Linked DNA regions of Homo sapiens: all the other regions are linked to region 3. A link is a contact called in ENCODE Hi-C or POLR2A ChIA-PET data. All regions are on one chromosome and are shown on one strand. The core of a region is the stretch at or near the end of the contact, and the rest is flanking DNA. Distances in the headings are between cores, read along the strand shown.

Region 1 (3,359 bases), core at 811-3,310, 400 kb after region 3:
ATTCAAATGAATTAAGCTATGATGGTGTGATAACAAGTAGCAAGATTGATGAGGTTTTTTGACACAACTCATTCTAGTAAACTCCTTTAAGTTAGTCATATATGGGCTACTCTGCTTGCTCATAAAGGGGCACGGCATACTAGAATTCAAGTTGAAAGGATTCTTCTTTGGTGTTGCACTGCTGGCTAGCACACTCCTTTAAAAATCACATTTCAATAATTCTTAAATAAATTACCTGTAAACATTTAAAGAATCATTATCAAGTGCCCAACACTATACTATAGACTGTTATGCTTAACCAAATAGTTATGTTCATATATAGATACCGATTCAACATACTCTGCCAATAATTTCTAGTGGTCTGGTGCCTGTGGACATACATGCCCAGTTCACAGAGGTCTGTGTTATACGGCCAACGTGTACTTTTCTAGATTTCAGAATAGGAGTTCAAAAAATTGAATAATCCTAGCTGCAATGTTTTGTGCAATATTTCTCCTCTGGAAGTATGACCTTAATTATTAGCAATACTGATTTTTAAAAACTATTTCACCCAATTAATCCTAGTGCTTATGTTCAGGACTATGTATTCCTTTATTATCAACAGTCTTCATAATAATTCTTAGAATCAATAGCATTTTCAAGTTTGTAAGATGAGAAACAAGTTTCATTATACAGCAGTGGTACAATTATGGGAATTCAAGTTTCTTAGGTCTGTTAAATACTGGGGGCACATTATATCATGTTTTAAAAGTTCAAATGCATTTCAAAAAGCTGAAATTCTACTTTGACCAGAAAGGATCAAAACTGGAAGAAGAGTTTGGCCTAGAAAAGAAACAATAATTGATAAAATTCACTAGCTTTCATTCATTCATTCATTCATTCATTCAACAAATATGTTCTGGATATCTACTAGTGCTGGACACTCTTTTAAGAGCTAGGGATACAGTGAGGAATAAAACAAACTTTATGGAGCTGATAGTCCCATAGGAAAGACAGACTGTTTTAAAACATGTAATGAAACAAGTATAAAACATAATTACTGACAGTGATGAATGCTAGGAGAAACAAAGATAGGCAATGGGACAGAATAAGTTCTTAGTGGCAAAGCCTTATTCATCTTGTGTTTCTAGCATTTAGCAGAATGCTTGGAGAAGAATGGTCACTCAGTTGTCATATAAATTAAACTGAGTTTTAAGGGATCTGCTTTTGTTTCTGGATCCATTTGTATACATCTGCAGACTGAAGTATTAGACATTTTAAATTGCAAGGTATAATTCTGAACTTGATAGAGTGAAAAGATGGACAGCCAAGATGCTAATAATACTGCTGAACACTTTTACAGGGATACTAAAATTCTGAATCAGAGCAGATTTGGGTATTTTCAGGTAAGTGTATGAATACGTTAAAGCAAGTATATAAAATATTAATGAGCTTCTATTATTGCAGTTAATATATATCATTTTAATAGTCTACATGTTATTTTTAACACAAAAATGACATTAAACCAAATTGATTTGTTACTTTTTTTTGTTCTGAAAACAATGGGAAAATCAAATGTAATGAAACCAATAAAGGAGTAGCACTGCCTTTCTCTTATACTTGACCCAAAATATCTGCCAAGTGGCAGAAGCTTTCTCTGAGTAGATTTACAGTTTCTAATCACCAAAGCATACTGACTGACGAAAAAGCTAAAAGACTTGAAGTCTTTACAGGACATCCTCAGCACAGGCAGTCCATCATTAAGGAAGAAACATAGTTAAAAATTACGGTACATTTTTTCAAGATGTTTTGAAGATTTCAGCCAATGCAACAGACACTTACTTTTTCATCTACCGTTTCAACACAGTGTAAAAACAAATCAAAGTTAGGCACTTTTGGTCCATTAGAGCAATGTGTCCTTGTATCATAGGCTTAGGTTCCTATACTATAAGTTGCTTCAAGGTATAGTATAGTTATACGTCTTGACTTAGTTCTGACTTGTCAAGACTTAAATGTCTTGACTTAGTTCTGAGACCCTGGCAAAGAGGCTGGTCAGTTCCTGTTTTGAGAAGCTGAGTGTACAACTCCAACCACTTCCCTTATTGGGCTGTCACATTCTGGGCCACTACATCTGCCGTAATCACTCTAGGGCCAGGAACCAGAAAAAACCAACCAACCAACCAACCAAACCAGAAACAGCCACTACGCCGTGGAGCCCACTGAACTTGTTCACATCAGCCAATCTAAAACTTGTTCACCATGGCGTCACCTGTTCCTTTCTGTAAAAACCACAATAAAATGTGTGCTCACAGTTGCCCCCTTCACCTTCTACCTCGTGACTGACCCCAGTGCTTCTCGAGTGGTCCTGTGTGGTGTGCTGTGTTTGTCCAGGGAACTGTGAGCATAACAAACTGTAAAACTCTTTCCATTTTCTCTCTCTTGATCTGCATCTGGCCTCACCATCTCACACAAAGTAATATAGTTAAAATATAATGGTACACAACATATTGATTTTAGTCAAGAAATAATATTAAGATCAACTACTGTTTCTTAATTATTATGTATTATTTAAGTGCCACATTGGTTTTAATGATCCTGATACTAATCCCCAGCAATAGTTCTGATAATTTATTTTATAGCCACAGTCCATTTCAATTTCCAGGATGCTGTAATTGACCACAGACATATGTAAACTCTGTATGGGACAATAATTATTGGAAGCCAAGTTCTCGATTACTGTGCTAAGTGAGGTGGGATACTTTTAAAGAATATATGTTTGGATCTAGTAAAGGTATACTAAGTTATTCAGATTAATCAATTCAGTAAAAACTCCACAACTCTGTAAAAGCATCAAACAGAGGAAAATATAGTGAAAATGTTCCAAGACAACTTCTGAATGAAAGCTTATAATGAGAAAAGCTAACAGAATCTTGGAGCACCAATACTTCCTCTTTCCTGGATGGCATTTACAATACTGCACACTTGGGATCTGACCCTGTTACCACTGAGAGAAAGGGGTGTGGTGGAGAGATCCTCTCCATCGTTGATCTGGCATCCCAAAAGAGCATCACTTCAAGGTTAAAGTGAACCATATCTGAAAGCATGCCACTTCTCTCAAAGTCACAGGACTACAGGGAAGCTACTTTGGTTATGAACAAAGCAGAAGAAAAAACGTATTCTTCTGTGGCCACAGACCACAGATACACCTCAAAATTAACAAAGCCCAGAAACCCCACCCTTAGTTGAAGTTCTCACACCCAGTAGTGCTCTCAGGCACCCAGAAGAGGCAAAGGCAAAGATTCTCTATGGAAGCTTTACAACAAAAATTTTCAATGGCAATTACTAATAAATAGATAGAGAAACCAGATAAGATGCTTAGG
Region 2 (3,431 bases), core at 170-2,669, 340 kb after region 3:
TTGATTAAACCTTTCATTTGAAGAGGGCCCTTAAATTCCAAGACTTGGCTGGGCGCAGTGGCTCACGCCTGTAATCCCAGCACTTTGGGAGGCTGAGATGGGCGGATCTCTTTTGCCCAAGAGTTGGAGACCAACTTAGGCAACATAGGGAGACCTCATCTCTATAAAAAAAATTCCAAGCCTTACCTCTTTTAAAACATGACAGGATCTTGCAGGGTTAATCCACGTACAACTTTCCTGTCATGGCACATGCTTGAAGCATGGCTCTTCTCTGTGCATGTGTACATGGGGTGCCTAGCACTGCAGGCCTTCTGCCATCATTGCTCTATAATGGTCTATTCTCATGTTCTTTGTGTGTTCTTGACAGTGCTCTGTGAAGAACTGCCGCACAGCCTTCCATGTGACCTGTGCTTTTGACCGGGGCCTGGAGATGAAGACCATCTTAGCAGAGAATGATGAAGTCAAGTTCAAGTCCTATTGCCCAAAGCACAGCTCACATAGGAAACCCGAGGAGAGTCTTGGCAAGGGGGCTGCACAGGAGAATGGGGCCCCTGAGTGTTCCCCCCGGAATCCGCTGGAGCCCTTTGCCAGCCTTGAGCAGAACCGGGAGGAGGCCCACCGGGTGAGTGTCCGTAAGCAGAAGCTGCAGCAGTTGGAGGATGAGTTCTACACCTTCGTCAACCTGCTGGATGTTGCCAGGGCTCTGCGGCTGCCTGAGGAAGTAGTGGATTTCCTGTACCAGTACTGGAAGTTGAAGAGGAAGGTCAACTTCAACAAGCCCCTGATCACCCCAAAGAAAGATGAAGAGGACAATCTAGCCAAGCGGGAGCAGGATGTCTTATTTAGGAGGCTGCAGCTGTTCACGCACCTGCGGCAGGACCTGGAGAGGGTAATGATTGACACTGACACCTTATAGTGACTTAGAGAAGAAGATGCAAAGAGGCGAACGCTCGCCCAGAGCAAGAAATGATAGCCAGTCATATACTCTCAGACCCTTGTACACACCACAGCATGAGGTTGTGTTGGTTAAAAATATTTATGGGCTGGTAAACTCATTGTACATATGTGCAAAACTGCTACTGAGTGGGGAGCTTCTTTGTGGTTTTTTTTTTTTTAAAAACACTTTCCCATTAATCTTTACTGTTTTGTAAGATCAAATGGGGTGTGTCTTCCCCACCCCCATTCCTTCATTCTAGAGCTAGAGTGAATGAGCCCCAAGAAAATGACCCAAGGAGTTGACTCAGGATGGTTTACAGACTGATTTAGAAAACCAGAACGGATTTCATTTCTAATGGAGGGGGCCAGAGATGGGAAAATTTCTTGTTCAGTCCGGGGAAACACACCTAGGTGCTGGTGATGGGCTTATGAAGGAAGCTAAGCACGGCTGCTCACTGGCCCCCACTTTGTTTCTTGGGTAATTCACAGGGGAATTCCCAGTACTGTCATGGAGCAGAGCAGGCAGTGGGTGCTGATGTGTGTGCATGAGCTGTATGTACACATGCATATATCTGTTACAGAAGATACTCCTGGCAGTGAGGTGCTAAGTCATCACTGAGGCTGTGTGTGTGTGTGTGTGTGCGCGTGCCCGTGTCCATCCATGTCTCTGTTGTGTGTCTGTGTGCGGGTATGGGTGGGATTCCTGGTGGACAGGGGTGTCAGATCTGTCTGAGGAGCCCCAGTCATGCTCAGCACGCTACAGATGTGTTGTTTGTCACACTGAGATTGCTGAATGTCGTGGCTGTTGGCTGCCGAGCCTCAGCTGCTGGCATTTCCTTCTGCTGTTTGCTGCTTTTGTGCCTCCCCCACTTTCCATCACCTCTGGAGTCCCGTCTGGACGTCCCTTCCTGCTACAGGAATAATGAGGCGTGGGCTGCCTCCCGCTAGGGCCTCCTGCTCCCTGTAGGTAGTTTCTGGCTGAGGCTTGCTAATTGGGGATGCTTCTTAGAGCATCTTCCACATCAACTCCCCTGGCTGCTGGCTACCGATTAAATTCATTAGTGTGAAAGAGGTGGGAGTGAGGTTTTCTGGCCTGAAGCAGTCTGCACTGAAAGGTACCCAAGTGGCCTGAAACAGTGTAGGGAAAGACCTGGGAAACACTGGACCAAAAAAGCCTGATCTCATGGAGACCTGCATGGCCCTGTTAGAGATGGCGTAGAAGTGAAAGTCTTAAAGGGAGCATTAGAGATCCTTTTAATACACGACTGAGTGCCAGCTTATTTGTGATGCCCCTTCCCAGACCAGGTTAGGATTCCTGGGAAGGCCGCGGATTCCGGCCCTGGAAGAGGCAGGATCCTGGAGCAGTTTTGTGAGGCTTTTGTGCTCCCATACGCCCCCTGGTGGTGAGTGTAAAGAAGACTTTGCCTCTCACAACTACATGTATGTGTGGCATTTTTGTTAGAGATGAGAAAAGGATTGAGAAGGATAAACTGGAATCCTGGTAAGAAGCCTTTATGCCAGCCCGACACCTGCTGTAATTGGGGTGCATGAGCTATGGAGTCAGATAGTTGTTGGGAGGGGGAGGACAAGAAGTCTATTGTTTGGACTGTGTTTGTCTCACAATCACCACAAAATAAAAGTGTAGAAAATGCTTGTGGTGTACTAACTCTTTTCTGTACTTAAGTTACTCAGATTAACATGCACTTCTAATTCTAAACATTTTTTTTGGAGTCATCACTGTCGCTGTTTAAGTAGAACAATGCCAACGATGTATGAGAAACAGGGAATAAATCAGGATTTGTGTGTGTATGTGTGTGGCATTACTTACATTTACTTTATTAAAAAGCCTAAGGAACTTTAAAGAATTTGTATTCAGTTTATTTTTATTTTTTCAAGACAGAGTCTCACTTTGTTGCCCAGGCTGGAGTGCAGTGGCGTGATCTCGGCTCACTGCAGCCTCCGCCTCCCGGGTTCAAGTGATTCTCCTGCCTCGGTCTCATGAGTAGCTGGGATTACAGGCGTGCGCCACCATGCCTGGCTAATTTTTGTATTTTTAGTAGAGACGGTTTCACCATGTTGGTCAGGTTGGTCTTGAACTCCTGACCTCAAGTGATCTACCTGTCTTGGCCTCCCAGAGTGTTGGGATTACGCCACTGTACCCAGCCTTAGACTCAGTTTAAAATGGGCTTATTGTAATGAAAAAAAATACGCTACCCAAAATTTGCCATGATGCCTGTGATGGTGAAGGCATTAAACAATTGAAATCTTTGCCTTGCCCAGAGAGTTGCAGTTATTTGTAATTATAAACAGTAAGTGTATCAGGGCAGGGGTGACAATAAAAAACCAATCATTACTACCAACTTGTTTTCTCAAGTAAGTTAGTTTTCTGTTTAATTCACACAATATCAGTTTATAGCAGATCCTCAAAAATCATTTAATACCTGTGACTACAATCAAGGCATATGATCATTCTCAGACTGACAAATAAGTAGCCA
Region 3 (3,674 bases), core at 295-2,794:
TAATCAGAAAGCTCCGAGAATAGTAAACGAGAGTTTTGGAGGCCTAAGATCTTGGAATCACATGTGTAGAAGGATATTTAAGGTGTGCAGGCTCCTCCATGAGTAGCCCCAATGCCTTGAGTGGAATGGATGCAAAGGTACGGACTTCTTGCATCCTTCCCAGGATATCAGGAGGCTTAGAGCAATATCTGCAAAATGTTGGCGATTGCTGAAACGCAGCGCTACAGCATCCATGGGGTCTTGCCCTTCTTCAACCATTCAGTAAATAGCACTCAGTAGAGATTCTGGCTGAGGATGCTTGTTTTCAAAACAACAGCCCTGAGCCAACCTTTTTAAGTAGTTCCATATGTTTTTATGGAGAGTTTATGGATTGTGGCCTTCGGAATTCTTTTGTTTATCACTGGGAATTCAAGTCCTGAAAGCTGCTAACTAACCATGAGGTCTGCTGGTTATACAAGCTGTTGGACCTCTTAAGGACGTTGACATAAGGACCACTTTCTGTGAAATAAGAATTAGTGGTTTAAAAAGAGTGCACTTAACAGTATCATGTAAGTATCAGTTTCTGTATGTCATTACTAGCCAGGCTTTTTTTAAAAAACTGGACTGTGCTGCCTTGTGTGTACATTTAAATGAGGCCCTTAAAGGGAAATCTGAGCAATGTCTTCAAACAAAGACTTATAATCAGAAGGGTCTTTTTAAAAAAAAAAAAAAAAAAGAATAACTATCTTCAGCAGACCTAAAACCAGGATGGAAAGGTGGATACTTCCCCACCTGGGCCCCAAAGCAGGGCCCTTCAAAATACTGAAGGTCCAGCATTCCCTGGGCAATTCTTCCTCCTTCTCTGTCCTCCCCACCCCCATCAATACCCAGCTTGCAGTGATATTCTTTTACCCTTTACTAATCTAATGCCAAACACATGTAGGTTCTATCCTGTTTCCAGGAAAGAGGTTTCCATGAATTGCCTCATCAGCCTTACTAATAGCTACAATATATGGAGCACTTTGTGCCCAGCACTCGATTCCTTTTATACTTGATCTCTTTTCATCCTTTCTTCACAATAGCCCCATGAGGTGGGTGCTATAATTATTTCTAATTTTACAGATAAGGAAACCAAAGCTCAGAGAGTCTGAGCAATTTGCTTAAAGTTGCTTAACAGCTGTATTAGCCTACTACTTATAATTCGACTACCTGTGTCCAAGGCTACATAAATTCAGGTCGCCTGACTCAAAGCTCTTATTCAACGTGCTAGCCTCCTTCCCACTAGATCTCATAAGATCTAGCTTGATCTCTAAGGCTCCATTCCAGCTTGGAAGAACTATGGTTCTTCTCCAGTGTCAGTTGTGTTGCTGTTCATGTTGTTTTCATGTAAAACAATGTAAGAAAGAGGCTGATAATCTCCCTCCATGAAACAGTTCTTCACACATTTAAAATCATCCATGGCTGATCATAAATGCTTCTCCAGAGAGTGAATGGTCATGGCTGGTGCAGAAGGGTAACACTCTGGAAAGGCGGATGTGAGACCTGGCAGCTCTGCCTGGGTACACATAGCTTAGGGCTGACAAGTGAGTCAGCAGAAGTGAGCAGACAATACTGCATTGGGTTTTAACGTGATGAGTCAGCCTTGCTATCTGGCCAGCTTCAGTGCAGCCCCCTGAAGTTTTAACAGAATATTAATTGCCCTTTCACTTCCCATTCCACACAGCTGGGTGGGATTGCTACCAGCCACACTGTTGAGAAGTTACACATTTTAGCCCAGCCTAGAAAGGTTTCCTGTGGTGGGTGAAATGACAACATGCACAAAGGTCAAACTCCAGATGTGGGAATCTGACCTTTTCTCCTCTTGGGGAAAACATTGCCTCATTATAATCTCAAAAGATTTTTGGTACAGGTTTAAGGCTAGAGTCTACTGAAAGATCCAAACTCCTCTAACATAGAGGATGCCAGCCTGTTTCATGTAAATTTATCCAAGGCTTTGAGACCACCTACAAAATTCCTGAGCCAAGGGACCAGGGAATGTAGGCGAATGTTTAGGCATTTCTGAAGGAGGGAGCTAGACCTAGAAGTTGCTGCTTGCTCCTAGAAGTTGGAAGGCATTTCAAGATGAGGAATGAGTTGTTTCTGGATTGATGCCTTCACTGGCTAGAAATGCCAGCGGGTGGTGGGAAGAGTACATGGCAGGATGATGAGGAGTTTCGCATTCATTCATTCATTTATTCATCTGTGTATTCATTTTACAAAAATTCATATCAGATTTGCAAAATTCACTCACAATACACTCAGAGATAATAAAAAATGTAACAACTTTTTTTATTAACTGGTGGAATATTTCTCTCAAATTTCCACCACTGGACCCCAGAGTGGGAATTCAATTTTAGCCCAATCTTGTAAACTTAGTTCCAATGTAATTATCTAGGTTGAGCTAAAAGTTTCTTTTCATCTTTCAGGTTTCCTCTTCATGCCTCTACTCCTATGCAGTTTGACCTCTCAGTGTGCAGCTGGTGATAGATGGAAACCCTTGTTCATAAGCTTTGTGGCACTGTCGGCAGGATGAGGGGACTTCTGGATCCTCACTGGTCACTGTGGCAGAGTGGTTGGTGTTGTCTGCTCCCTAGACAGGAACCCACTGAAGAATCTGACATTTTTTGATATGCTGGCATTCATTGTTACAGCCCATCATCCCAGCCATCAATCCAGGACATGGGGTCTGTGCCCACGGTGGGAAGGAGGAGGGGGAAGCTGGCTTTGTTCTGACGTTGGGCTTCTTCTGCTCCACCAGTACTTTCTGTGGGGGAAATAGGTAAAGAAATGGCTGTTCAGATGAGAAGATGTGTCAGTAAACTTTTGCTACAGTGATGCTGCAAAACAAATCACTGGTGACTTTCAGTGGCACACAGCAATAAACATTTATTTAGCTCAGGGATTGACAATCTTTTTTTTTTTTTAAAGGGCCAAATAGTAAATATTTTAGGTGTTTCAGGCCATACAGTCTCTGAACTCTGAACTTGTAGCACAACAGTAGCCTTAGATGCTATGCAAATGGAGGAGCATGACTGTGTTCCAATAAAACTTTATTTATGGACACTAAAATTGGAATTTCATGGAATTTTTATATGTTAAGAAATATTATACTTTGATTTTTTTCAACCACGAAGTTGAATGGTCTGTGAGTTTTTTTCACAAGTCATACAAAAACAGATGGTGGGTCAGACTTGGCCCATGGCCATAGTTGGCTGAACCTTGATTTAGCTCATGAATCTGCTCTGGGTTGGGCTCGGCTGCTCTGCGCTGCACTCATCTGCAGTCGGCTGTGAGTTGGCTAGGCAGCTCTGCTGGTGGTGCCAGGGCTCATTCACATGTATGGGGATTGTTTGCCATTGGCTGGTCCACAGTAGCCTTGGCTGGGATGGCTGCGGCACGTTGGCTCTGCCGTGTGAGTAGCCAAGCAGGTCAGCCTGAGCATGCTCTCTTAGCAGTGGTGGAGACACATGAATCTAAGTGGAAATGTGCAAGCACTTTCAGAAACCTCTGCCTGAATTATGTTTGCCAACATCCCATGAGACAAAATCAGTCACTAGGCTAAAGCCACAGTCAGGTGAGTTGGGGCAGAATGCCCCTCAGATTGAGAGGGCACTGCCAAGGTACATGGCAAAAGTGATGGATGTGCTGGAGCCATT

Evidence for each region. A loop is a pair of places that touch in the nucleus more often than their neighbours do. ChIA-PET counts read pairs that join two places held with the same protein, here RNA polymerase II (POLR2A). Pooled maps may share reads with other maps.
Region 1: a loop to region 3 is called in a map with no recorded cell type, with 4 times the contacts of the local background. The contact joins two enhancer-like sites. A Hi-C loop is called at or near these places in 1 of 37 single-sample maps with no recorded cell type and 3 of 50 pooled maps. POLR2A ChIA-PET finds 5 or more read pairs at or near these places in 1 of 52 experiments (activated CD8-positive, alpha-beta memory T cell).
Region 2: a map of endothelial cell of umbilical vein shows a loop between it and region 3 (3-fold over the local background). The contact joins two enhancer-like sites. A Hi-C loop is called at or near these places in 1 of 168 maps with a recorded cell type or tissue (endothelial cell of umbilical vein), 2 of 37 single-sample maps with no recorded cell type and 6 of 50 pooled maps. POLR2A ChIA-PET finds 5 or more read pairs at or near these places in 1 of 52 experiments (BJ).

Annotation. Positions count from the first base shown.
Region 1 is chr4:128,914,856-128,918,214 of GRCh38, forward strand. The region is part of intron 18 of SCLT1 (sodium channel and clathrin linker 1); the gene reads right to left. Among named protein-coding and RNA genes, the nearest start is that of JADE1, 110 kb to the left of the region's middle. RefSeq lists an enhancer at 2,317-2,366. Within about 2 kb of position 2,061, at least 8 of the 41 ENCODE cell types and tissues checked have a DNase peak (open chromatin) inside an H3K27ac peak, as active enhancers do.
Region 2 is chr4:128,861,337-128,864,767 of GRCh38, forward strand. JADE1 (jade family PHD finger 1) reads left to right here. Exons shown (of 11, transcript NM_199320.4): 9 at 368-889. Among named protein-coding and RNA genes, the nearest start is that of JADE1, 53 kb to the left of the region's middle. RefSeq lists an enhancer at 1,931-1,980. Within about 2 kb of position 1,420, at least 12 of the 41 ENCODE cell types and tissues checked have a DNase peak (open chromatin) inside an H3K27ac peak, as active enhancers do.
Region 3 is chr4:128,516,312-128,519,985 of GRCh38, forward strand. LINC02615 (long intergenic non-protein coding RNA 2615) reads left to right here. Exons shown (of 9, transcript NR_125882.1): 9 at 2,445-3,087. Among named protein-coding and RNA genes, the nearest start is that of LINC03140, 52 kb to the right of the region's middle. RefSeq lists a silencer at 507-586, enhancers at 1,496-1,640, 1,555-2,316, 1,859-1,908 and a cis regulatory region at 1,563-1,573. Within about 2 kb of position 1,545, at least 22 of the 41 ENCODE cell types and tissues checked have a DNase peak (open chromatin) inside an H3K27ac peak, as active enhancers do.